2 separate regions of the Homo sapiens genome follow, and region 1 is linked to region 2. A link is an interaction called in ENCODE POLR2A ChIA-PET data of the cell type or tissue named here. Cell type or tissue: A673. All regions are shown on one strand. Each heading gives the region's core, and the rest is flanking DNA. Links, peaks and the distances in the headings are about the cores only.

Evidence for each region. ChIA-PET counts read pairs that join two places held together with the same protein. Peaks named below come from ENCODE experiments on the same cell type or tissue, not always from the same donor. Only the 100,000 strongest peaks of a DNase experiment are listed, where the experiment ranks them.
Region 1: POLR2A ChIA-PET joins it to region 2 with 5 read pairs; 7 of 35 experiments call an interaction of 5 or more read pairs at or near these places.

What each region holds. Positions count from the first base shown.
Region 1 is chr4:40,137,326-40,152,359 of GRCh38, forward strand. N4BP2 (NEDD4 binding protein 2) reads left to right here. Exons shown (of 18, transcript NM_018177.6): 15 at 5,348-5,536; 16 at 7,307-7,475. Among named protein-coding and RNA genes, the nearest start is that of RHOH, 52 kb to the right of the region's middle. RefSeq lists enhancers at 1,874-2,467, 10,266-11,047. In A673, for the core only: no CTCF peak of the experiment used is centred there; no DNase peak of the experiment used is centred there.
Region 2 is chr4:40,323,726-40,337,137 of GRCh38, forward strand. CHRNA9 (cholinergic receptor nicotinic alpha 9 subunit) reads left to right here and starts at 11,608. Exons shown (of 5, transcript NM_017581.4): 1 at 11,608-11,806; 2 at 12,102-12,247. The coding sequence starts at 11,743. It overlaps LINC02265 (long intergenic non-protein coding RNA 2265), which reads left to right. Exons shown (of 4, transcript NR_121641.1): 3 at 2,985-3,185; 4 at 6,435-6,694. RefSeq lists an enhancer at 1,739-1,788. In A673, for the core only: no CTCF peak of the experiment used is centred there; a DNase peak (open chromatin) is centred at 10,396; H3K27ac peaks cover 1,991 bases.

The DNA of each region.
Region 1 (15,034 bases), core at 3,736-8,735, 190 kb before region 2:
GACACAGTAGAGTATGTGGTTTAATTGAATAGCAGTAATGTGATGGGTCTTGAATATAAACATGTGGGCAGAAATATTTAGCCTTTTGGGAAAGTGCCAAATTTTTTCCCAAAGTGGCTCTACCATTTTATATTTCCACTAGAACAGTATGAGGGTTACAATTTCTCCACATCTTCACTGACATATATTATTATTTAACACCCGTCTTTTTATTATAACCATTGTAGTGAGTGGGAAGTTGTGTTAAGAATACCGAGAATTTGTTTTAATCAGGTATGGTAAGACGTGCAGACATGGAAGTGTCGTGAAGGAAGTTTATCATACTCACAGAGTTCTGGAAACAGGAGGTATGGCTTGCTACCCAAGTTCACATGGGGAGCCAGCAGGATTGGTCAGGAGGCAGAAGGAGTAGGGGGGAAATGTGGGCAAAAGCCTGTATTTTGGTTTCTATGGGAAGGAATGGGTAAGGCAGGGTAAGCAGGTTTAGGATTGGCTAGTTTAAATAATTTCAGCAGGCTCTGGGGCATAGGGACTTCCCCTGGTTGTCTGATACTCGGGGGCAGGTGGATAGTGCCCTGGAGTGGGAGAACTCCATTAAAGGAGGAAGTTGGAGGCATAGTTTCTGGACTGGTTGGTTTCCAAATGAAAGGCGTGCTCCCAGACAGGTGTTTGTTATCTCTAGGAATTAGCTAAACCTGAGGGGGTTGTGAGAATGGATGGAGATGAGGGGGCAGGAGGAGCAGCCTCTCTAGTGTCATGAAGGCTGCAAAAATTCCAGTGGCAGAATACAGAAAATAAAAGACATGGTTAATACAGAAATGGTGTCTTATTGTGGTTTTGATTTGCATTTCCTTGATGACTATTGATGTTGAGCATCTTTTTATGTGCTATTTGTCATTTGTACATCTTTGGAAGAATGTCTGTTCATATCCTTTGTCTATTTTTAAATTGGATTATTTGTCTTTATTGTTGAGTTGTAAGTGTTCTTTATATATTCTAGATACAAGTCCCCAGTCAGACATGTGATTTGCAGATATTCTGTCCTTTCCATAGGTTGCCTTTCACTCTGTTGTTTCTGTTGTGACACTGAAGCCTTTTAAATTTGATGTAGTCTAGTTTGTCTACTTTTGCTATGTTGCCTGTGCTTCATTGCCAAATCCAATGTCATGAACTTTCCTCCTGTATTTTCTGTAGGAGTCTTATAGTTTCAGGCCTTTCATTTAGGTCTTTAATCCATTTTGAGTTAATTTTTGTATATGTAGTGAGATAGAAGTTCAAGTTGATTCTTTCGCATGTGGATATTCAGTTGTCTTGTACCATTTGTTACAAAGACTATTCTTTCCCCATTGAATTTTCTTGGCACTCTTGTTGAAAATGAATTGACCATAGTTACAAGGATTTATTGCTGGACTCCTAATTCTATTCCATTGATCTGTATGTCTGTCCTATTGCCAGTACCACTTGTCTTGATTACTGCGGCTTCTTGATTACTGTGGCTTTGTAGTAAGTTTTGAAATTGGGAAGTGTGAGTTTTCCAACTATGTTCTATTTATTTATTTATTTTAAGAGATTTTGGCTATTCTGGTGCCCTTGGATTTCCATGTGAATTTTAGGATTAGTTTGTGAATTTCTGCAAAGAAGCCAGCTAGAATTTTGATGGGGTTCGTGTTGAATATGTAGACCAATTAACAATATTAAGTCTTTCAATTCATGAAATGGAGTATCTTTCAGTTATTTAGGTCTTCTTTAATTTCCTTCAACAATGCACTATAGTTTTCAGAGTATAAATTTTACACATCTTTTGTTAAGTTTATTTCTAAATACAGTATTTTATTCTTTTTCATGCTATTGTAAATGTAAATGGAATTATTTCTTTTGTTTGTTTTGTTTCTTTCTGGTCTGGAATTATGTCCTTTTTAAAAGTTTATTTTTTGATATTACTTTTAAATTAAAAAGAGAAAAGGGTCTTGCTATGTTGCCCAGACTGGTTTCAACTCCTGGGCTCAAGCAGTCCTCCCGCCTCAGCCTTCCAAAGTGCTAGGGTTACAGGCTTGAGCCACCGCACCTGGCCTGGAATTATGCATTAATTTTATTTTTGGATTGTTTATTACAAATACATAGACATGCAGTTGGGTTTTTTGTATTAATTTTGTATCAGCATTAGGCTTTTTTTTTTTTTTTTTTGAGACAGAGACTCACTCTGTCGCCCAGGCTGGAGTGCAGTGGCGCGATCTCGGCTCACTGCAACCTGTGCCCTCTGAGTTCAAGTGATTCTCCTGCCTCAGCCTCCCAGGTAGCTGGGATTACAGGTGCCTGCCACCACTCCCAGCTAATTTTTTGTATTTTTAGTAGAGACGGGGTTTCACTGTCTTGGCCAAGCTGGTCTTGAACTCCTGACCTTGTGATCCACCCACCTTGACTTCCCAAAGTGCTGGGATTACAGGCGTGAGCCACTGCGCCAGGCCTAGCATTAGGCTTTTTTTTTTTTTTACATTTTTTTTTCTTTTTTTTTTTTTTGAGACAGGGTCTCACTGTGTTGCTCAGGCTGGAGTGCAGTGGCAGGATCACAGCTCAAGCGATCCTCCCATCTCCCCCTCCTGAGTAGCTGGGACTACAGGCATGAACCACCACACCTGGCTAATTTTTGTATTTTTTGTAGAGATAGGGTTTTGGTTGCCTAGGCTGGTCTTGAACTTCTGGGCTCAAGTGATCCACCTTGGCCTCCCAAAGTGCTGGGATTACAGGCGTGAGCCACCATGCCCAGCCTTATTTTTTTATTTTATTTTACTTTACAGAATCTTATCATCCTGCAATCCTTATTAATAAGACCACTCAGGGGTAAATTAAGTGCTCCCTTTTTTCTTTGAATGTTTCATTGTCAGTTAGTTGGTATTTAGGACTTAGGTAATTTTGATTTTCATATGATCTGTTAGTGCTACCACTGATGCCTCTGCCCACCTGGAAAACATGCTGTCATGGATAGATAGATGCAGCATATTATAAAAATGCAGAGAGTGTACACAAGATGATTATGAGACCTTATGGGCCAAATTGGCAATGAAGTTACTTCTCCCTCCTGATAATATGCAAGGCACTGTGAGTCATTATGGTAATAGGGGGTGATAAGAAGATGTGCTTGCTCAAAGTGGGAGATGATTGGAAATATAATCAGAAAGAGAGTTTTTGTGAGTTATGTAAACCTTGGCCAAAATGTAAACTTTAAGTTATTCTGGAAATTATTTTTGCACTTATTCTCTTTTTTTTTAAAATTAATTTATTTTTTATTGATCATTCTTGGGTGTTTCTCACAGAGGGGGATTTGGCAGGGTCACAGGACAATAGTGGAGGGAAGGTCAGCAGATAAACAAGTGAACAAAGGTCTCTGGTTTTCCTAGGCAGAGGACCCTGCGGCCTTCCGCAGTGTTTGTGTCCCTGGGCACTTGAGATTAGGGAGTGGTGATGACTCTTAACGAGCATGCTGCCTTCAAGCATCTGTTTAACAAAGCACATCTTGCACCGCCCTTAATCCATTTAACCCTGAGTGGACACAGCACATGTTGCAGAGAGCACAGGGTTGGGGGTAAGGTCATAGATCAACAGGATCCCAAGGCAGAAGAATTTTTCTTAGTACAGAACAAAATGAAAAGTCTCCCATGTCTACCTCCTACTACACAAACACGGCAACCATCCGATTTCTCACTCTTTTCCCCACCTCTCCCCACTTTCTACTCCACAAAACCGCCATTGTCATCATGGCCCGTTCTCAATGAGCTGCCGGGCACACCTCCCAGATGGAGTGGTGGCCGGGCAGAGGGGCTCCTCACCTCCCAGTAGGGGCAGCCGGGCAGAGGCGCCCCTCACCTCCCGGAGGGGGCGGCTGGCCTGGCGGGGGGCTGACCCCCCCACCTCCCTCCTGGACGGGGCGGCTGGCCTGGCGGTGGGTGACCCCCACCTCCTTCCTGGACGGGGTGGCTGCCGGGCGGTGACGCTCCTCACTTGTCAGACGGGGCGGCTTCCGGGCGGAGGGTCTCCTCACTTCTCAGACGGGGCAGCCGGGCAGAGACGCTCCTCACCTCCCAGACGGGGTCGCGGCCGGGTAGAGGCGCTCCTCACATCCCAGACGGGGCGGCGGGGCAGAGGCGCTCCCCACATCTCAGACGATGGGCGGCCGGGCAGAGGCGCTCCTCACTTCCTAGATGGGATGGCGGCCGGGAAGAGGCGCTCCTCACTTCTTAGATGGGATGGCAGCCGGGCAGAGACGCTCCTCACTTTCCAGACTGGGCAGCCAGGCAGAGGGGCTCCTCACGTCCCAGATGATGGGCGGCCAGGCAGAGACGCTCCTCACTTCCCAGACGGGGTGGCGGCCGGGCAGAGGCTGCAATCTCCGGCACTTTGGGAGGCCAGGGCAGGCGGCTGGGAGGTGGAGGTTGTAGCGAGCCGAGATCACGCCACTGCACTCCAGCCTGGGCAACATTGAGCACTGAGTGAACCAGACTCCATCTGCAATCCCGGCACCTCGGGAGGCCGAGGCTGGCGGATCACTCGCGGTTAGGAGCTGGAGACCAGCCCGGCCAACACAGCGAAACCCCGTCTCCACCAAAAAAATAGGAAAACCAGTCAGGCGTGGTGGCGCGTGCCTGCAATGGCAGGCACTCGGCAAGCTGAGGCAGGAGAATCAGGCAGGGAGGTTGCAGTGAGCCGAGATGGCAGCAGGACAGTCCAGCTTCGGCTCGGTATCAGAGGGAGACCGTGGAAAGAGAGGGAGAGGGAGACCGTGGGGAGAGGGAGAGGGAGACCATAGGGAGAGGGGGAGGGGGAGGGAGAGGGAGAGGGAGAGGGCAGCGTGTAACCTTGGTAACTTCACTTCAGCCTCTGCACTTATTCTCTTAAATTATCATCTGTAGTTTCAAAACTCAGACCACCAATGAACAGTTTTTTCAACTGCTCTGGTTCCTTTGGATCATGGCCCTCCTCTCTCTGGCGGTGGTGGCGACGGCTGGAGTTGGGCTGGGGGTGACTGGGTGGTGGTTTTACCTCCATTTTGAGACTGAACTCGCCTCTTCCAACTCGGAGTTCAGTATCCCTAATTGTATTTTGATAATTTTAGAGAACTCTTCAACATCTCCCGAGAGTGGTTAAAGAAAGGGTAACCTTAGCGGCATAAAAAAGTTAATGATAGTCGATAAATGCCTGACTTACAAGGTAGACGCTGGGGAGAATCTATTTCCTGAGGAGAGAGATGAAAATATACGACAGCCCAGTTTTCATGTGCGTTTTGTGAAGGTGTAAGGCATGAGTTTTTTTTTTAACTTTCTGTGTGTGTTACTTATTGTTTAATATCTTATAGCCAAAGAAATTAAAAGAGACTGAAGAAACACCAAGTGAACTGTCTTTCCAGGACTTTGAGTACCCAGACTATGATGACTACAGAGCAGAGGCTTTCCTTCACCAACAGAAGAGGATGGAGTGCTACAGCAAGGCCAAAGAAGCTTATCGGATAGGGAAAAAAAATGTCGCCACCTTTTATGCCCAGCAGGTAAAGTGGAAAACTGATTATATATTTTTTGTCAGTTATAATAACTAAATACTCTTGAAGCAGATAAGACACCCATATTGTGACTAGATTAAGTTATTCTGGGGAATGTAGTAGTTATGTAAGTGACATAAATAAGGTATCCTAAGAAATGTATGGTTCTGAGAATTTCATCTCCTGCTGTTTTGAGCATTTGAAATGCTCAGTTTCTGTGGTTGCTTTTGCATTTACTGCTTATGTGAATTACAGTTTATTCTGACAGTCCATATTTCTGGCAGCAGAATATTAATATTGGCCATCTGAGAGTGAGATTAAAGGGGTTTTGTGCCTTCTGTCATGTTTGAATTTTTGGTAATATATCACTTTCATAGTACAAAAATAACATTAATTTTTTTTGGGAAGTAAAATTTCTACCTGGGCTCATTTAACATGATATTATAAGGAACTTGCTTTATTTATTTATTTATTTTTTTAAGATAAGGTCTTGCTCTGTTGCCCAGGCTGGAGTATAGTGGTGCAATCTCCGCTAACTGCAGCCTTGACCTCCCAGGCTCAGGTGAACCTCCCACATCAGCCTCCCAAATAGCTGGGACTACAGGCACGTGCCACCAGGCCCAGCTAATTTTTGTATGGGGTCTTACCATGTTGTCCAGGCTGGTCGTGAACTCCTGAGCTCAAGCAATCCTCCCATCTCAGCCTCCCAAAGTGCTGGGATTACAAGTGCAAGGTACTACTTCCGGCCAGGAATCTGCTTAACTTTTTATGTTTGTGTTGCCATATGGGTTACTTCTTTGTGATTGAGCAGAGAAGAGTATCAAACTGCTATAGGCCTGTGAGCCCTAACAGTAGTCCTTGGGGGATAGCTTCTGGGGTAGGTAACTACAAAATGTTGAAGGTGAACGCCAAGATGAGACCCAGCATTATCAAAGGATACACAAATAATAAACCAGTGATTCCTTCTTGAGATGGTGTATTAGAGTTCTCTAGAGAGACAGACCAGTAGGATATATGAAAGATAATTTATTAGGGGGAATTGGCTCTCACAGTCATAGAGGTGGAGAAGTCCCATAATAGGCCAGCTGTAAGCTAGAGAACCAAAGAATTCGATAGCATAGCTTAAAGCCAGGAGTGTAGCGCAGTCGAAGTTCAAAGCCTCAGAACCAGGGATACTGACTGCAGCCCCCAGTCCAGGGTCAAAGGCTCAAGAGCCACCAAGAGGCAGCTGGTGCAGGTTCCACAGTCTAAAAGCTGAAGAATGTGGAGTCTGAATTCCAAAGGCAGGAGGAGAACATCTGCCTGTTTGTCTTAGCCAGCCTCCAGCTGCCCACATGGTTGGTGCCTGCCCGCATGGAGGGGAGGTCTTCTTTCTGTCCACTGACATGCAGGGCAATCTTCTCTGGAAACACCCTCACAGAGACACCCAGAAACAATGCTTCACCAGCCATCTAGGTATCCCTCAGTCCAGTCAAATTGATACCTAAAATTAACTGTCACATGTGAGGATCGTGTTTAGTTAAGTTTCCCACTTTTACGACTTTTGGTTCAGAAAATGTTAGAAAGAATGACTCAGTAGTTTAAGGACTACATTATTAAGTCACTGAAATTTACCTAAATTTTGGTGCATTCTTATATATTAAACTCATTGCATTATTTAAGATTTTAGGTTTATTATTCCCTTTTTCCCCCTTCCTTTTATTTGGGGCACTATTAACTTCCTCATCACCCAAGTAGCAAACAGCAAAACTGTCCCTTGGTGATATGTTTATGATTTAGGGTACTCTTCATGAGCAGAAGATGAAAGAAGCCAATCACCTTGCTGCCATAGAGATCTTTGAGAAAGTCAATGCTTCGCTGCTGCCACAGAATGTTTTAGACCTCCATGGGCTGCATGTGGATGAAGCTCTAGAACATTTGATGAGAGTTTTAGAGAAGAAGACTGAAGGTAGGACTGTGGTAATCACAAGTTTTCAATAGAATATATGTCTTTGCTTATATTGGTATAGCTTGCAAATTCAGGAGAGTCTGAATATGCAGGCTGAGAATATCTGTGTAACATCTGTAAATGTTTATGTTATTCATTCTTCAAGAGAACCTTCTTGGGAAAGGATCCTCATTGGTATGATGATTAACATTTTCTTCATTTGTATTCCTGTGCTGTATTTATTAACGGGAGGGCATGGTGTAATCTGCGAATCCTCTCTGTGACTTATAAATGAGACCTTTCAGGAATATTACATATCTTTGTCCAATAGACATTTATTAAACTTAATTGATATTTCTTGGATTTCAATTTTTCAGTAGATGCTTGATAAAATACAGAAGTAAATAAGGTGATAGGATTCTCCCACTCCAGTAGTTTTTTTGTTTGTTTGTTTCTTTTTCTGAGACATAATCTCACTCTGTTGCCCAGGCTGGAGTGCAGTGGTGCCATCTCGGTTCACTGCAACCTCTGTCTCCTGGGTTCAAGCCATTCTCGTGCCTCAGCCTCCCGAGTAGCTGGGATTACAGGCGGGTGTCACCAAGCCTAGCTAGTTTTTGTATTTTTAGTGGAGACAGGGTTTTACCATGTTGGCCAGGCTGGTCTTGAACTCCTGGCCTCAAGCAATCCACCTGCCTTGGCTTCCCAAAGTGAGCTACTGCTCCTAGCCTGACCCCAGTTGTTTTTAAATTGAATTTTGGAAATCTTGTAGAAAATCTAGAAAACAGTAAAGATTAGAAAAGAGAAACTTTAAGAGCCGTTTAAATTATTATTTAATCCAGAGAGAAGAAAACTCTTCAAGTATATAGAAGTGTTATGAAAGAATATTCTTTCTATAGAGGATGAATTAATAGTGTTTTACTCAATAAATATTTGATTATCTTCTGTATTCTAGGCATCAAGGATAAGGTGGTGAAAAAGACACACAATCCTTGTCTTTATTGGAGTTTATTGTCTAGTGGGGTATACCATCTAGTAGGATAGATAACAGTGAAAAAATAGTTACATAAGTAATTAGCATTGTGATAAGAAAATACAAGTTGTGGCCGGGTGCGGTGGCTCATGCCTGTAATCCCAGCACTTCGGAGGCCGAGGTGGGCGGATCACCTGAGGTCTGGAGTTCGAGACCAGCCTGGCCAACATGGTGAAACCCCGTCTCTACTAAAAATACAAAAATTAGCCAGGCATGGTGGCATGCACCTGTAATCCCAGCCACTTGGGAGGCTGAGGCAGGGAGAATTACTTGAACCCTGGAGGCGGAGGTTGCAGTGAGCCAAGATCACGCCACTGCCCTCCAGCCTGGGTGACAGAGCGAGACTCTTTCTCAAAAATAAATAAATAAATAAATAAATAAAATAAAATAAAATAAGAAAATACAAGTTGTATTTAGGATAAATTCTAAAATCCCTACATAATATCTCTTGCTTACCTCTCCAGTCTCACCCTGTGTTTTTTTCTCCTTTTCTGTATATTTAACTACACTGTCAGTCTTGACCCCCATACTAGTTAGGCCCCCTGTTAATAACTTCTCACAGTACTCCTACCTCTCACAGTGTTTATAAAAAGCTTATTGTATAATTGGTTATTAAATACCTGTCTTTTTGGCCAAGAATTGAGCCAGTGATGATCATGTTTTTTCTTCAACACTCAAAAAAGTTTTTGAATAAATGACTAAATAATGGTAGTTATTACTCTTATTTTTTTGACAAATAAGATTGTTTATATTGAAAGTATGCAATGTGATGATTTGATAAATGTACACATTGTAAAGTGATTACCACAATGAAGTACTTTAGCACATACATCACCTATTGTTACCATTTTGTGTGTGGGGGATGAGAACACCTATGACTTACTCTCATAGCAAATTTCAAGTATATGATATAGTGCTATTAAATATTATTACCATGCTACACATTAGCTCAGCAGAATGTATTCTTTTTAAGCTTGTACCCTTTGACCAGCATTTCATTTCCTCCTCTCTATTCTGGCCCCTGGCAACTACCATTCTATTATGTTTCTATGTGTTTGGCTTTTTTTTTTTTTTTTTTTTTCCCCAGGTAATGTTTTTATTTTTATTTTTTTATTTTTTTTATTGATCATTCTTGGGTGTTTCTCGCAGAGGGGGATTTGGCAGGGTCATAGGACAATAGTGGAGGGAAGGTCAGCAGATAAACAAGTGAACAAAGGTCTCTGGTTTTCCTAGGCAGAGGACCCTGCGGCCTTCCGCAGTGTTTGTGTCCCTGGGTACTTGAGATTAGGGATTGGTGATGACTCTTAACGAGCATGCTGCCTTCAAGCATCTGTTTAACAAAGCACATCTTGCACCGCCCTTAATCCATTTAACCCTGAGTGGACACAGCACATGTTTCAGAGAGCACAGGGTTGGGGGTAAGGTCATAGATCAACAGGATCCCAAGGCAGAAGAATTTTTCTTAGTACAGAACAAAATGAAAAGTCTCCCACGTCTACTTCTTTCTACACAGACACAGCGACCATCCGATTTCTCAATCTTTTCCCCCACCTTTTCCCCTTTTCTATTCCACAAAACCGCCATTGTCATCATGGCACGTTCTCAATGAGCTGTTGGGTACACCTCCCAGACGGGGTGGTGGCCGGGCAGAGGGGCTCCTCACTTCCCAGAAGGGGCGGCCGGGCAGAGGCGCCCCCCACCTCCCGGACGGGGCGGCTGGCCGGGCAGAGGCGCCCCCCACCTCCCTCCCGGACATGGCGGCTGGCCGGGTGGGGGCTGACCCCCCCACCTCCCTCCCGGACGGGGCGGCTGGCCGGGCGGGGGCTGACCCCCCACCTCCCTCCCAGACGGGGCGGCTGGCCGGGTGGGGGCTGACCCCCCACCTCCCTCCCAGACGGGGCGGCTGGCCCTCACTTCCCAGACGGGGTGGCTGCCGGGCGGAGGGGCTTCTCACTTCTCAGATGGGGCGGCTGCTGGGCGGAGGGGCTCCTCACTTCTCAGACGGGGCAGCCAGGCAGAGACGCTCCTCACCTCCCAGACGGGGTCGCGGCCAGGCAGAGGCGCTCCTCACATCCCAGACGGGGCGGCGGGGCAGAGGCGCTCCCCACATTTCAGACGATGGGCGGCCGGGCAGAGACGCTCCTCACTTCCTAGATGGGATGGCAGCCGGGAAGAGGCGCTCCTCACTTCCCAGACTGGGCAGCCAGGCAGAGGGGCTCCTCACATCCCAGACGGGGTGGCGGCCGGGCAGAGGCTGCAATCTCCGGCACTTTGGGAGGCCAGGGCAGGCGGCTGGGAGGTGGAGGTTGTAGCGAGCCGAGATCACGCCACTGCATTCCAGCCTGGGCACCAATGAGCACTGAGTGAACGAGACTCCGTCTGCAATCCCGGCACCTCGGGAGGCCGAGGCTGGCAGATCACTCGCGGTTAGGAGCTGGAGAGCAGCCTGGCCAATACAGCGAAACCCTGTCTCCACCAAAAAAATAAGAAAACCAGTCACGCATGGCGGCGCGCGCCTGCAATCGCAGGCACTGGGCAGGCGGAGGCAGGAGAATCAGGCAGGGAGGTTGCAGTGAGCCGAGATGGCAGCAGTACAGTCCAGCTTCGGCTCGGCATCAGAGGGAGACCGTGGAAAGAGAGGGAGAGGGAGACTGTGGGGAGAGGGAGAGGGGGAGGGGGAGGGGGAGAGGGAGTTCGGCTTTTTTAGGTTCCACATGTAAGTGAGATCATACAGGATTTGTCTTTCTGTGTCTGGCTTATTTCACTTAGTATAATGCCCTCCAGCCACATCTGTATTGTTGCAAATGGCAGGATTTTCCCCTTTTAAAAAATTTTTAATTAAATTTTTATTTTTATTTAAAAGAAATAGGAGGTCTCAGTGTGTTGCTTAGACTGGTCTCGAACTTCTGGGCTCAAGTGATCCTCCCACCTTGGCCTTCCAAAGTGCTGAGATTGCAGATGTGAGCCACCATGCCTGGCCTGAGCCACTGTGCCTGGTCCCCTTTTTATTGTTGAATAATATTCCATTGTGTCTATATCACATTTTTTTATCAATTTATCCATCGATGGACAATTAGGTTGTTTCACCCAGCCTGGATGACAGAGTGAGACTCTCTAAGAAAAAAAAAATTGAAAAATCGAAAAACAGAAAAATGAAATGGAAAGTAATCAGTATTGTTAAGGATGTGGATAAATTGGAGCCCTCATATATTGCTAGTGTAGCCACTGTGAAAAATTTCACTAGTTCTTTGAAAGGTTAAACATATAATTAACCGTATGACCCAGTAATTCTGCCCCTAACTATGTACCCAAGAGAAATAAAAACACAATATGTCTTTACGGAAACTTGCATATGAATGTCTGCAACAGCCAAAAGGTGGTGGTAACCTAAAAGTTCATTAACTGATGAATAGAGAAACAAAATGTGGTAAATCTATACAATGAAATTTAATTTAGCCATGTAGAGAAATGGCGGACCTTGTAAACATTATTCTTTGTGAAAGATGAAGGCAGATAAAAAGCCATATGTTGTATGATTTCATTTTTACCAAATGTTCTGAGTATGTAAATCTAGAGAGACAAAAATTTGATTAGTGGTTGCTGGGACTGGAATGGCAAGAATATGAGCAGTGACTGCTATGAGGCACAGAATTTCTTTGTGAAATGATGGAATGTTCTGGAATTAGTGGTGGTGGTTGCACAACATGATGAATATGCTAAAAACCGCTTAATTGCATATTTTAAAATGGTTAGTTTTATGTTAATTTTATCTCAATTAAAAAAATTGTAAGAAGAGAAAAAGAGGCCAGGCTCAGTGGCTCATGCCTGTAATCCCAGCACTTTGGGAGGCCGAGGCTGGCGGATCACGAGGTCAGGAGATCAAGACCATCCTGGCTAACACAGTGAAACCCCGTCTCTACTAAAAATACAAAAAAAAATTAGCTGGGCATGGTGGCGGGCACCTGTAGTCCCAGCTACTTGGGAGGCTGAGGCAGGAGAATGGTGTGAACCAGGGAGGCGAAGCTTGCAATGAGCCGAGATCGAGCCACTGCACTCCAGCCTGGGTGACAGAGCGAGACTCCATCTCAAAAAGAAAAAAAAAAAAAAAAGAAAGAAAAGAAAAAAGAGCTAAGTAATTTGCCCAAGGTAATACTTGGTCAAGATCCAAGATGCAGATCTTTTCTGGAAGCCAAGGCCCATCTCTAGTGCATGCTGCCACCTGTGGTAGTCTGTAGTTACTGTCAGTCACCACCAGGTGGCAGTATTGTTGAATAGAAATGAATCCAGTGGAAGATTTGTGGCTCTGACCTGCATTGCCTTTTGACATAAGATTAAGGAGTGTTAAAATCGGAGATGAATTTTTTAAAAAAGAGAGACATCTGGACCTTATGTCCCTTCTGGTTGAAATATACACTGCTACGTACGAATCATTTTTGCCTCCAAATCAAACTAGGAGCAGATCAAACCTTTAGAACTGACTACCATTTTATAGGGATTTACAGGGGACAGAGGAACATGTTAAACAACACCATGGGGATACAGTCAGCAAAATTCAGATTGTGAAAATCTAGGATAGGCTGGGTGTGATGGCTCATGCCTGTAATTCCAGCACTTTGGAAGGCCGAGGCAGTCAGATCACTTGAGGTCAGGAGTTTGAGACCAGCCTGGCCAACATGGTGAAACCACGTCTCCACTAATAATATACAAAAATATTAGCTGGGCATGATGTCTCAGGCCTGTAATCCCAGCCACTCTGGAAACTGAGGCAGAAGAATCGCTTGAACCCAGGAGTCAGAGGCTGCAGTGAACCGAGATCATCCCACTGCACTTCAACCTGGGCAACAGAGTGAGACTCTGTCTCAGGGGGAAAAAAAAAAAAGAGGAAGTCTAGGATAAATGATCCAATTTTTTTCAATAAATTGTAAAGAAAAACACCAGGGGAGGGGAAACCTTGTTACTTAAGAAATATATCAATCAAATAGAATGTATAGACTTATTTCAATCTTGATGCCAACAAATTACTGTAAAAACATATTTTTGAGATAATTGGGGGAAATTTTGGAAACTAATGATATTAAGGGACTTTTATTAATTTTATAAGATATGATGGTGCCATTGTAGTTATGCTTTTTAAAGGAGTCCTTATCTTTTATGAGGTATGTACTGAAATATTTGCAGTTGAAGTATCTGGAGTGTGCTGAAAAATGAGTTAAACAGTCCTTTCTAAGGCGTTAAACAGCAAGAACAGCCTGTATTTGGGAAACGAAACATATACATTACTTCATGCAACAAACATCCTTTGAACTCTTACTTGAGGCATGTGAATCAACTAGAGAATATTTTCAGAGCAATAAGTGAACTATTAGCAGGTGATAATCGTATAAATGACTGACCTAAGTGATAAGGGGAGCCATAGTGAAGAGTGTGAGTTATGATTAGAGATTTAGTTGGGCTTTTTTTGTAAGTAAACTTTTTCTTTTTGAGATGGGAGTCTGGCTCTGTTGCCCAGGCTGGCAGTTGGTTGTGACCTTGGTTCACTGCACCCTCCACCTCCCAGGTGCAACCCATCCTCCTACCTCAGCTTCCCAAGTAGCTGGGACTACAGGTGCGCCTCGCCATGCCCTGCTAATTTTTGTATTTTCAGTAGAGATGGGGTTTTGCCGTGTTGCCCAGGCTGGTCTTGAACTCCTGAGCTCAAGTGGTCCACCTTCCTTAGCCTCCCAAAGTGCTGAGATTACAGGCATGAGCCACTGTCCCTGGCCAATGTAAAACTTTTATGCGTAATATAACATATGTAAAGAACAGTGCCCAAAATTATAGGTATATAGTGCAAAAACTTTGTAAAAAGTTCGTAAAAAGGTTTTACACTATATACCTAGAATTTTGTGCACTGTGAATACCTTTGTGAAGCTAGCACTCAGTTGAATTTTGAGCAACATATTGCTTGAAGTAATGGATGTGGATTAGAGATGGAGATCATAGACAAGGAATTAGAAATGCAAGAGCAACATATTCTTTTAAAATTCCAGGCTGAATATCATCTTGGAGATATGATACTTGAAAAACCATTTGTTTGTATTCTATTAGGAGTATTAGGACAATTTAATAAGCAGACCGTGGAATGTTTATATTTTGTGTGTTTTAAATTTATTAATTCATCTCATTAATAGTTTTTTTGTTGTTTTTGTTATTCTGCTACAGCTTTTATTAGTTTTCAGGATTTATATCCTTGATTTTCACAAGGTCATTTCCAAAATGGAACTTCAGTATTTTAGGAGGCTCAGACTCCTTTGATGTTTTAAGAACTATCTATCAGGAAAAGTTTGTTAACAATTGATTATCTTTAATAGTAAGACTGCAATCCAGCTGTGACTAGTGGATTTGCTAATAGCTATTACTGGAAGATAATCTATAAACTAGTTGCTATCATTATCCCTTTTTCCTGATGAGAAAATAGGCACAAAAGAAGCTAAGTAACTTGTCCATGGTCACACAGTCATTTAGTGGCAGAGCTATGATTCAGAACAAAGCTTGATGGCTTTAGAATATT
Region 2 (13,412 bases), core at 8,413-13,412:
AAAACAGAATCTTGTTTCTGATTTCATGGAACTTTTAGGTCCCTTTTCTCTTCGAATAGATTTTGAGTTTTGGAAACCAGAAGCATATATTCTTTAAATTTTTCAAAATCAGCTTCCCTATCCCAGTTCAGCCATTATTATATATTGATTTGATCTGTTGGTGTGATTGATAATTTAGGTATGTTTTATCAATATCTCATTATAATTATATGATCATCTAAACCTTGCTACTCAATGTGTGGTCCATGGGCCAGCAGCATCTATATCACGTGGGATGCAGAATCTCAGCCTCAGTCAGGCCTCCTGACTCAGAATCTGCATTTGAACGAAACCTCCTGTGATCTGATGGCCATTTAAAGCCCAGATGACTCATAGAAAGGATGCAGCTACCTAGATATGAGGGATGGAGCCTGTGGCTGGCAATCCTCTTCAGGACATGCAACTAATTTGGCATCATGGAACCCACTATTACTCCCTCTTTTCTTATAGTTTGAGGTTTCATTATAACTGCTAAGATTTTCTTCTACCTTGACCAAGAGAAGAAGGCTTGGGACTGAATCCTGAGAAATCCAACATTGAGGGAAGAAGCAGATGAGGAGGAATTGCGTAGGAAGTTAAGAGAAAAGCTGGAGTTTTCCTGCCGTGGAAACCCAGAGAAATGACTGTACTAAAATAAGTAGTGAGCACCTCACTGTGAACATTAGCCATGTTCCTATTGGGATTGTTATGAGTAGCAATTTTAAAATGAAGAACAAATGCTATCTTAGACGGGCTAGAGAAGCTCATGGAGTCTCATCACAGAGGTCTCTCCCAAGAGTCATTTTCCCGGACCTTTGGAAGAAGGATCGATGGTCCCCCACGGTGTTGAACGAAGTGCTTATTTGCAGAATTAACTCACAAAAATGTTAAATTCAGAGGAAATGGTCTGTTCACTGAAGTGTTACATTTTCTTCTGAGGGGTGAGGTGAGGATGTGAAGGGAAAGGATGACAACAAGCCGAGGTAAACTTACTTTGAAAGAATAGTACAACCTTCCCACTACTTTGTTTTCTGGGCCTCCCATAGCACTTCATGCACTGATTTTTTTTAAACATAAACAAAAGGTTTAAATATTGTTTTCAAAATTCCCTACCCAGGACTGGGCACGGTGGCTCACACCTGTAATCCCAGCACTTTCGGAGGCCAAGGCGGACGGATCACTTGAGGTCAGGAGTTCAAAACCAGCCTGGCCAACATGGTAAAACCTTGTCTCTACTAAAAATACAAAAAATAAAAAAAATTAGCCTGGCGTGGTGTTGCGCGCCTGCAGTCCTGGCTACTCGGGAGGCTGAAGCAGTAGAATCGCTTGAACCCGGGAGGTGGAGGTTGCAGTGAGCCGAGAGCGTGCCACTGCACTCCAGCCTGGGCGACAGAGTGAGACTCTGCCTCAACAAAAACAAAAACAACAAAAAATTCTCTACCCTAAAGAATTGGGTAAAATCCAGTCCTCCAAACCAGGGGAAGAGTTAGTTCCTGGAATACTCTATTTTGATCTTGCAGAATTATACTCCGTTAGAAATTAATCCAGATAAGATACGAGAAAACAATAAAGCAGGAACATTCTAGAAAGTGTATTGATTAGGACAACTTGACTCTAATAATCTATTTCTTAGCTTAAATCTGTTAATAGATTTGATTATCATAAGCACTTGGCTATTAGCCAGAAATCCTGGATAAATGGACGGATCACTGTAAATTTGGTATTTGAAGCTGTTATATTTCAAGCTGTTTTTTTTTTCTTTGTATGTGCTGTCTCTTTAGAGCTGGTTAAAAACAGCAGATTTCACATATGACGTTATCTGCAGTGCCCTGTGCAGAGGCCTGCAGGGAGTTTACAGAGACACCTGGTGGCTGAGAAGGTGAAGTACCTTGGCTTTGTCAGAAGATAAAGGATTTGAATTGTGTCTAAATTTGGTTTCTTTTTGTGGCTGAGAATTTCACTCCTTTCTTAATTATTTTAGTAGAATTGCACATTTAAAAAAATAGACTTTGATTTTTAAAGATTATTTTTAGAGCTTTCACTCTTTCTTTCTGAAAAAAATCATCAACCAGGTGAATTGACCAGTTCCATCAGCTGGGCTGAATCTCATCAGGGCCAGGACCAGAGTGAGGCAGGAGAGGCACTTGCTTCCAGTGCACATTTAAGGGGGAGCCAAAAATATTAGTAATGAATATAGATAAATTTTTTTGAGACAGGATCTCTATCTGTCACCCAGACCAGAGTGCAGTTGTGTGATCATAGCTTACTACAGCTTTAAACTCCTGGGCTCAAGTGATCCTCCTGCCTCAGCCTCCCCCATGTAGGAGGGACTGCAGGTACGCATCACCATGCCTGGCTAATTTAAAAGAACTTTTCTTTTCTTTTTTTGGTAGAGATGGGGGTCTCATTTTATTGCCCAGGCTGGTCTTGAAGTCCTGGCCTCAAGTGATCCTCCCACCTCGACCTCTCAAAGTGTTGGGATTACAAGCATAAGCCACCATGCTTGGCCTTAATACAATATTTCTAAACATCAAAATTAATGCAAAATATTTCATTATAAATAAAAATACCAAAGTTTAAAAACAGGATTAGTGGCTGGGCATGGTGGCTCATGCCTGTAATCCCAGCACTTTGGGAGGCTGAGGCAGGTGGATCGCCTGGGGTCAGGAGTTCGAGACCAGCCTGGCCAACATGGTGAAACCCCATCTCTACTAAAAATGTAAAAATTAGCTGGGTGTGGTGATGCATGCTTGTAGTCCCAGCTACTTGGGAGGCTAAAGGAGGAGAATTGCTTGAACCCTGGAGGTGGAGGTTGCAGTGAGCTGAGATCATGCCATTGCACTCCAGCCTGGGCGACAGAGAGAAATTCTGTCAAACAAACAAACAAACAAAAAACCAATAACAACAACAACAAAAAAAAACAGGATTAGTATTGCCAATATTCTCTCTCTCTTTTTTTTTTTCAGGCTCCAATATGGCTCAGAAAGGCACTGAGAAAACCTAGCCTTAGCTAGGCTAAGAGCCTAGCTTCTGGCCTGGCTTTTACGTGGTCAGCGGATGTGCGTCCATCCCCCTGCACTGGTTCCCCTTGTCCTTTCTGTGGCTCTCCTGGATTCCTCTCGTTCAGCTCCTTGGTGTACAGAGCCTATGTCAATGGCAATGGTGAGGTAAGTGAGAAGAAGAAACGGAGAAAGTTAAAAAGTGTCTTTGAGGAAAACACTTGGGAATAAAATCTTCCAGTTCTCCTGCTTTACCTTTCAGTACCCTCCCTGCTTCCTTCCAAACATGCTTCCAGAAGCAGGCACCTAGGCCATTCATACCCACGGGGCTGCTCTCGGCTAAGTAGGCCTAGCCGAAGAGACACTGAGGGCAGGTGGGCAGGTGGGGTGGGAGATGGAGCAGCGCGTTGCTGACTGGGAGAAAGCACCTCCTTGCCTCTTTTCAGTTTTAACATGTCCCTTTAGTGCCCACTTTCCAGAACAGGGCAGAGGATGGGGGAGCGGGAGATGAGTGAGGTCTTGGGGCCATGGGGCCATGCTGCTTCTAAGGGGGCAGAAGCTGTGGGAGAGGTTGGGGGCTGGTAGCTCTCAGAATAGCCTGGGAAGGGTATCAGCTGGGTTTGCACAGTGTTGTCTCCGAATCTCCCAGCTCCCCTTCTCTATGATTAGCATCCTTGAAGTAGCGTGCTACTGTTAACAGAAGAGCAGAGTGTGCCCCTTCTGCTTTTTCCCATGCTTGTCATTTGCCTAACTCTTACAATGTTAGCAGAGAGACAGTGTTTGCAACGAGCAGGGAAATATTGCACAATTGTGACTGCAGGGTCTGCTATGAGAAGAGGAAGCAGAGCCAGTGGGGTGAGAACCTCCTGGGATGAGAAGGGGTCGGAAACTCAAGAACAAAGGAAAATGTCTGAGAAGTCCCAAGGAGCAAGTGGGCTACCATTGAGGACAGAAATCTCCCATGGATGAGGTCTCCTCTGTGCAGCAAAGAAAGACCCCAGAAACAGGAGGAAGCCAGGAGATACTCACCCTATACCACACTGTACAGTTTTATAGCTTTCAAATATATTCCCTCAGGGGATTTCAGGGAAAATAGTATGCACCCTCTGACAAAGCACAGACATCAGAGCCCGCTACAGTCCCCAGATCACTCACTTGGACATACTGGATACCCTGGATCATATATCAGCTGCTCTCCTGACCCAGAAAACTGCATGTCTCTTATCACCCACTCATGTCTCTTCATGAACTTGGCTCTTCTGTTGGCAACTTTATGAGTTTCTTTTTACCAGTGGGTGCTTTCTGACTACCGTAGCCTGTGTGGTTTGGCAAGGGGAATCATAGTGGCATTCACTGAGAGTCTTGCTTTGTGCCAGGTGTGTGCTTGGTACTTTATCTGCTTTCTCTTGAATCCTCACAATAACCCTTTTGGGTAAAATATTATAATCTTCCTTTATACAAATGAGAAAATGAGACTCTGAGAAATAATTACTACTAACATGACTAGTAAGTGGTGGTCCTAGGACTTGAACTGGGGCCATAGGACTCCTCCTGTGTCCTTAGGTCCTTTCTGTTGCATTAGGTCAGCAGAGACATGGGGAGATGCCTCCACACCCTCCCCCTGCATCCTTGGCAGATGCTGCTAACTGGATTTGGTGGTTGTTTCCCTTGAGCTAGGACTATGTATAAGGGAAAAATTATGGTCCATGTTCTCAAGGAATTTTGCTTTGACATAGGTTAAAATATAACACAGCAGTAGACTGACAATGTAAGGCTGTAAATAACATCCTGGCCATGAGTGCTAAAAAAATCAGGTAAGCTTATGAATCATAGGAAATATACCCACCATTCTTTGTCTGAAAGCTGGCCTTTCCCTTACTTCTTAATTCCTTAGATTTCTCATTCTAGATATTACTCATTTATGCATCAACAAATATCCTCTAATATCCTCTCTGTATCTGGGAGAATAGCACAGAACATGACAAAGCCCCCACTTTTGTGGAACTTAATTTTAGTAGGGAGACAGACGATAACTACCAAGTGCAATGCATACATGCAGGTCAGCTGGTCCTAAGTGCGAGGAAGGGTGGATCCCAGAGATGGAGAGAGGGCTGGGATGTTACTCTACGTAACATCATCAGGGAAGGGCTTCTGATAAGGAGGCACTAGGCAGAACCCAGGAGGAAGAAGAAGGGGAGTCAGGAGGATATGCTAATGGTGCTCCAGGCAGAGGGAACAGAAGGAGGGGCGCAGTGTGCATGTGGAATGCAAGGAGGCCAGCACGGCTGGAGCTACATGAGCGAGGGGGAGAGTGTTGGAGAAGGAAAGTCGGGGGAGACATCACGTACGGCCTTGTAGTTGCCAGTAAGGATTTTGGCTTTTATTCCAAATAAGGTGAGAATCCACTGGAGAGAATCCACTGGGCAGAGGGGTGACATGATCAGATTTGTGTTTTAAGATGACCACCTGGCTGGGCTTGGTGGCATGTACTTGTAGTCCCAGCTATCTGGGAGGCTGAGATGGGAGGATCTCTTGAGCCCAGGAATTGGAGGCCACAGTGCACAATGATAATGAGGGAGTGCAGTGAATAGCTGCTGCACCCCAACCTGGGCAACACAGTGAGACCCCCATCTTATAAATTATTTAAAAATAGGCTGGTCATGGTGGCTCATGCCTGTAATCCCAGCACTTTGGGACTCTGAGGCAGGTGGATCGCTGGAGCTCAGGAGTTTGTGACCAGCTTGGCCAACATGGTGAAACCCTGTCTCTACTAAAAATACAAAAATTAGCCAGGCATGGTGGCAGGCACCTGTAATCCCAGCTACTTGGGAGGCTGAGGCAGGAGAATTGCTTGAACCTGGGAGGCAGTGAGCTGAGATTGTGCCACTGCACTCCAGCCTGGGTGACAGAGTGAGACTCCGTCTCAAAAAAAAAAAATTAAATTAAAAAAATAAAAATAGAAATAAAAAATAGATGAAATGAAATAAAATGACCGTCTGGCTCTTACCTGGAGAAGGGAATTCAGGGGCACCGTTGGCTGCTAGGAGGCAAGTGTGGTTGGTGCAGATGGCAGTCAGCAATGGCTTAGACCAGGAAGACAATAGGGAAGGTGGGGAGAGGCGGCTGGGTTCCCGATATGTTGTGAAGGTGGAACTGCTGGGATTCATTCACAGATTGGATGTGGGGTGTTCCAGGTTGAATTGCATCCTACAGAATTCACACGCTGAAATCCTAACCCCCAGTACTGAAGAATGTGACCATATTTGGAGATATGGTCTTTAAAGAGGTAATTAAGGTTAAGTGAGGTCACTGGGGCGGGACTAATTTCATCTGAGGAGACAACGGGTTTCGGTACAATCGGGGAATAGGGTCACAACCTAGAAACCAAACAGAACTCTGGGACTCTGTATCTCTTAGGGAAATTGCCAGAGCCCTGCCCTCCAGGCCTGTCCTTATTCATGGGGATCTGAGAAGAAGAGATTAGGACCCAGACATGCACAGAGGAGACCCTGTAAGGACACAAAGAGAAGACAGCCATCTGCAAGCCAAGAAGAAAGGCCTTGGGGGAAACCAGCCCTGCCCACACCTTGGTCTGGACTTCCAGCTGATTCTTGGATGAGCTGGTCCTTAGGCACGGAGGCAGGACTGTGAGAAAATAAATTTCTGTTTTTAATTCACCTGGTCTATGGTATTTTGTTGTGGGAGTCCAAGTAGACTAATACATGGGGTTTGAGAGAGAAGAAGCGAGGATGATGCGCAGGAGTTGGATCTGTTTGAAGTTAGGTTAGGAAAGTTCATTTCCTTCACGATGCCCAGAAGCACCAAGAGAGATTGTCCCGCTGGGTTTCACTCAGAAGAGTTTTCCAGTCCACTACACACCACTGACAGAGCCAGAGTACAGTGGGACAAGAGTGAGACACAGGCACATGCAGTCACAAAAGGAGAATCGGCTCCATGCCCAGTGTGATCACCTTCAGGTGCCCACACCATAATGAGCTCCGGTCCGACGTTCCTGTTGGCCCAGAGGTCCTCCTTCCTCCCCTTCCTGAATCGCTTTTGTTCTGATCTAACCTGCACTTCCCCAGGCCAATGGATTTGAGTACAGCTGGGGAAGGGAGTTGCTAGGATTTCTAGCAATCTAGAAACAAAACTGTGTTCTGGGACTCTGTACTTCTCAGTGAAACTGCCAGAGTTCTGCCCTCCAGTCCTGTCCTTATTCATGGGGACCCCAGAGAGACTCACTTGAACTTCTGACCCATTCCCCTGCTGCTCACCCTGCCAGCCCCTGGCCTGGCTGTAGCCACAGTTCCCACCATCACCTATATCTGGAAACTCTAATTCCTCATCCACGACACTATCACGGTCACCCTGTGGAAGTGAGGAGGCTTGCCCAGCCTCCAGACATCCAACAGGGTTGCTTCCTACTCTTTCCAGTTCTCTTACATTTCTGATTCCTTATTAGAAAGGGTTCTTCCATGCCCAGAGCCTCCGCTGGAAGGCAGTTTGAGTCTCACTGGCTGAGCTGCAGTGGGAGTCAGCCCTGGCCCTGCCATGCGTCTGCGCATGTCAAGCTCTTTTCCCTGCAGGCTTTGCCCCTTCTTCATCTGGAACGCTGTTTCCTATTGCAATTTTCATGAGCAAAGTGGATTTATGGATCTGTTTATCTATGTCAGGGGTCAACAAACTATGCCCTGCCACCTATTTTCGTAAATAAAGTTTTATTGGAACATAGCCACACATTCATTTTGCTATAGGCTGCTTTCATAGTACAATGGCAGAGAAGAGTAGTTGGTACAGAGACCATATGGCCTGCCAAGATGAAAATATTTACTATCTAGCTCTTTGCAGAGAGTTTGCCAATCTCTGTGACGGAGTTAGATTGTGTAACTCTCACAAAATGGATAAGAGGATTAAAAAGACTACTGCAGAAATAAGTAAGTAAATAAATAAATCCACGGTGGACTGACAATAATATTAACATCACAATAAAAAAGGACAACAAGAAAATAGTAGGACTGATATTCTTCCACCCACAGTACAAATTGCTTGTCACATAAAACAATTATCCTCTAACCAGGTCTGTCAAGAAGTTGGGAGAGAGATTGGGTGAGGGAGAGAGATGGAAGGGGGAGAGGAAGAGGGGAGGAAAAATAAATAAATTAAATAAATAAATATATAAATAAACAAATAGTGGCATTGAGCTACAAATGACATGCTTAGCATGTCATTTTCCCCTTTAATGATCATTTATCCAGCAATTTTATGGTCAAGCACTATTTTTAGGGTTCCACATGCATTAACTGATTCAGTCCTCAAAACAACCCCAAGAGGTAGGCACTATTTATAATTGTCCCCATTTTATAGATGAAGAAACTGAGGTCGAATAATCTGGCTGAGCTTACACAGCTAGTAAGTGGTGGGGTTGGACTTGAATCCAAGCAGTTCAACTCCAGGGTCTGTGCTCTTAAACTCTACATTATACTGCTTTTGATCAAGAATACGAAGTGGCTGGGCATGGTGACTCACCTGTAATCCCAGCACTTTGGAAGGCTGAGGCAGGTGAATCACGAGGTCAGGAGTTCAAGACCAGCCTGGCCAAGATGGTGAAACCCCATCTCTACTAAAAATACAAAAAAAAAAAAAAAAAAAAAAAAAAAAAAGCCGGGCGTGATGGCAGGTGCCTGTAATACCAGCTACTTGGGAGGCTGAGGCACAGAATTGCTTGAACCCAGGACGTGGAGGTTGCAGTGAGCTGAGATCACGCCACTGCATTCCAGCCTGGGCAACAGAGCAAGACTCAATCTCAAAAAAAAAAAAAAAAGAAGAAGAAATAGAAAACAAAGACAGAAGTAAACCCTAAAATGTTTGGAGAGTGGTGCCATGGGCAGCCCTTTTGGCATGACTTTGCGTCCTAACTACCAATCTTATCCTAAACTCTGGTGCAAGGTGAAGGAATTCATGTAGCTGTCTTTTAAAGGAGCTTTGAGGGGGTTTTTTTGTTTGTTTGTTTTGTTTGTTTGTTTTTCAAGACACATATCTAGGATAAATCCAGCAAATTTAGAAAGTAGAAGTGAAATAGGTCCTTGGGGATGGCATCCCATTGAGGTATCTCCTGCCATTTCAGTGAGTTGTGAAGCATTGGTTAGCATGCGTCATGGCTCTGAGTGCCTAGGACAGCACTCCTCTGTGAAGAGCCCAGCCTCCTGGGGAGGTTGAGGGTCTCTGGCATGGTTCTTGGTGGAGAGTCAGCATCCTTTACCCACCTTCCTGTGGGGCAGATCGAAGTCCCACCTGCCCTTGGCTGAAAGGAAGTGCATTCCCAAGCCTCCTAAAGGCACACTTGACCTTGATTTCCTCTGAGCTTCCTCACCAGATGAACTGGTGTTGTGTAAGGAGCACTGTATTGAGTCAGGACGATGGGTTATGTCCTTGCGAAGGCTTCTGACCTCTCTAGTCCTCAGTTTCTTTATCTGTAACATGAGTGACCTTAGCTAGATGGTCCTCAAAGAGCTCTTTACAGGTTAGAAGTGCTCTGATCCTGTACTTAATGAAATGGAGAAAATATTCATGCCATATTCATTTGCAGGGAAAAAATCCTTTGCAAAACATGATGTTTGACTCTTGTAATTTTTGTTTTAAAAAACACATGTAGCAGAATGAAGGTATTTGTTCTTCCCATCCCCACTCTGCTGCTGGGCAGAGGATATTTTAGCCATAGAATTCACTAGGATTCTTTGTCAGACAGGACTCTATTCTAAGGAATGGGAGCACTGCCATCATCCTCCTGGAATGGAGTCAGGGATGCCCCCCAGGACACTGGACCCCAATGGGCAAAGGTTCTCAGCAGCTTCAACCTAAAAGAGGCCCCTGAGGGGAGAAGGGACCCTGAAGGGAGGGGAGTGGTATAGGAAGGGAAGGGACACCATTCAAGGTAGGCCCTGTGTCAACTACAATTCAACCCTGTGAGTGCTGTAAGGAATCCAAGACATATGAGGTAAAGATCCTCTACACACAAGGAAGTCACCACCCAGCTGGCATCAAAAGCCATATTGATGAAAGACAACGAGAAGGAAGAGATGCATTGTTAGTGTTGCAGGGAGCACAGTGGATTGGGGCAGGTGGCCTGGATCCTGTCTCTGGCCGATCACTGCTGGAGGGAAGCCACTCTGCATCCCTGGGCCTCAGTTTCCTCATATAGAAGTGAGGCATTAAACTCAATTTCAAAATTACCTTCTGCCTCTGAGATTCTGGAGCGGATGGTTTGCTGAAGGAGGACTGAGCGTGGGCACCCGGAATTGTGTCATTTGATGAATGAGTCAGACTAGGGGCGTCAGAAAAATAATGTCTTCACAATCAACACAATGGGATAGGCAATTAAGAAACACTTTGCCGATGGCTTGAGTGTCTGTTCCACTCAGAGGATACATTCCCGAAGAGGGATGGGGTGACTCATCAGGCGGCTGTAACCTGATGAAACAGAGCTATCCAATTTCCTCGCTCCAATTCCAGGCAACCAAATTATCTTAATATGGTTTTCCAAAGCAGTTTCCCCAGGCAAGAGGAGAGACAGACATGAGTTTCCAGACTAAGCAGCAATTGAAAATTGACATTTTTTTATAGGAGTAAAATTATATCACATATGAGAAATGACTGAAACTTTATATGAAGTAGCATTCAAATGCAAAGGGTGTCATCATTAGCAATATCACCATTGGTTATTATTCTCATGCTGATTTGGTCAGCCTTTGAACCAGTTTTTCTTTTTTTTTTTCGAGCTGGTAAATCCTGGGTGACTTGGTGAGTATAGAAATTCTGGGTATGCAAAGCTGATCAAAGATGATAATTACTGATATTTAGAAAGTGCTTTCACATACAGTTATCTCAGTAGCTCTAGAGAGAGAAAATATTATTTTCCCCAGTCTGTAGTTCTGGAAGGCTCAGAGAGGTTAGGTGACTTTTACAGAATAATAGAGCTCGTCAGGGTTTGGCTGGCAGTCAAACCCAGGTGGTCAAGTCCAAATCCAACTCACAGTGTTGCTGCTTCTTAAGCGAGTGATTATCCGCCCATCCAGCACACCCCCTCACATATATACTCACAAACATTTACTATGCAAGATCCATGCCCAGTGGGACAGCTGCAGGAGGGATCAGAAGCTGAGGCAGAGAAAAAACCAAAATGCCAATATATTCTGGAGATCATAGAACCGTGTCTCTTTCCCTCTTCAAATGCTGCTAAAAGCACGTAGAGTCTTTCTGGACAGCCGTCCCATGGCTCAGTCTTTTAGGCTTCCCTTAGTCCCTGGACTCAGGCTGACTCTGCTCATGGTGGGTGTAGAAATCTCCCATTCTGCTTAGATGGAGTCTCTGGGGTGTCAGGCATACCCCTGTTGCCTGCATCTACCTCCTTTTCTGTCTGGTTGTTTCTGCTGAGGGTGGCTAGGGACCCTCAACTGAGATGGCCCCCCACAACAGCACTGTTGGACCTAACACACCCTGGGTTCCCGGCTTCTCAGCCACTGGAGCTGCCAGTCTCAAATTACCGGAGGGGAGGGAGGGCAGGCCTGGATCTCAGGATCTCGGTCCTGCATGCAATGCAAGCCTGAGCTCTCCCGCCATAAGGCTGCAGCGGTGTGGGCTCCTTGTGCCCAGATCCTTTGTATTCATAGGGGGAAGTGGAAGACCACGCTGCCTGACTGAGACTTTATTATAGAGGCTCAGGAAAAAGATGAACTGGTCCCATTCCTGCATCTCCTTTTGCTGGATCTACTTTGCTGCTTCCAGACTGAGAGGTGAGAGGCTGGTGACACGTAACCTATCTTGTCTCATCTGGGGCTATTGCTTTGGTGGGAGGTGGGGCAGGACAGGGAAGACAAAACAGATGATTCAACCGCATGGAAGTGTTCTGTGCTTCCTACTGACTCTGATCTTGGTAGGGCATGCCAGAAAAACAACTCATCCATCCACCCAAAGCTTGTCCCTCGCCAGTGTTGGGCCATCCCCCATTTTAGACCTCAGTCTTGTGTTGTTTGTCTTGAAATACACACAACACTCTGAATGTTAATCCAGATCCCTCTTGTTGAGTAGCTGCAGAGACGGCAGATGGAAAATATGCTCAGAAGTTGTTTAATGACCTTTTTGAAGATTATTCTAATGCTCTTCGTCCAGTGGAAGATACAGATAAAGTCCTGAATGTGACCCTGCAGATTACGCTCTCTCAGATTAAGGATATGGTGAGTAACACATGGTGCTGACTCTGTGGAATGATTCTTAGAGGATAAACAACCATGCTTTCTGAAGAGAATGTCTTAACTGGGAATTTGAGAGGGAATGATAGCTCCTTAAGCAAGCTGGTGGGAGAAGAGAATGTCGGGAAAAGGAAGCTTTCTACAAAACTAATTAATTTCAAGAAACGTTACCTAATCCTGGTCATTAACTGTAACAGTCTTAGATAATCTAAAGAAAGATGGGGTTACATACTGTATGCAGCCATTTATATAAAATGTCCAAAAGAGGTAAATCCGTAGAGACAGAAAACGGCATAGAGGTTGCCGGGGTCTGTGGGGAGGACGGGGAAAACGGCCAGTGAGTTCTTAATGATTACGGCGTTTCTTTGCGGGGGGAAGAAATGATCTTGAATTAGGCAGTGGTGATGGTTGCACAACGTTGTGAATATATTGGAAGCCGGTGCATTGTTCCCTTCGAAAATGATTAAAATGGTGAGTTTTAATGTGAATTTGATCTTAATTTTTTTTTTGAGACGGAGTCTTGCTGTCACCCAGGCTGGAGTGCAGTGGCATGATCTCCGCTCACTGTAAGCTCTGCCTCCTGGGTTCACACCATTCTCCTGCCTCAGCCTCCTGAGTAGCTGAGACTACAGGCACCCGCCACCACACCCGGCTAATTTTTTTTTTGTATTTTTAGTAGAGACAGGGTTTTACCGTGTTAGTCAGGATGGTCTCAATCTCCTGACCTCATGATTCGCCCGCCTCGGCCTCCCAAAGTGCTGGGATTACAGGCATGAGCCACCGCGCCCGGCCAATCTCAATTTTTTAAAAAAGGTAGTGTTTTAAGATGGCATAGCTTATTAGTGCTTATCTATGTTTAATTACACAATGTTATGAAACTTGAAAGATTTTCCTTCTGCACATTGTTATTTCCTGACTTTTGCTTTCAAGTACATCATTCATTGATCAATTTTCAGGAAATATAGGCAGTTGATCTATGCAAAGATATCAATACTAAAATATTTGTCCACTTTACATTCTGAACACTAAATCTAGGAGGAAAAAAAATATGATCTTGGCAGTCAATCAAGGGGATAGAATAAATAAAGAATAAAGCTCTCACTTTACTTATTGAAATTTGATGAGTGTTTGTGAAATTCCTATTGTGAAG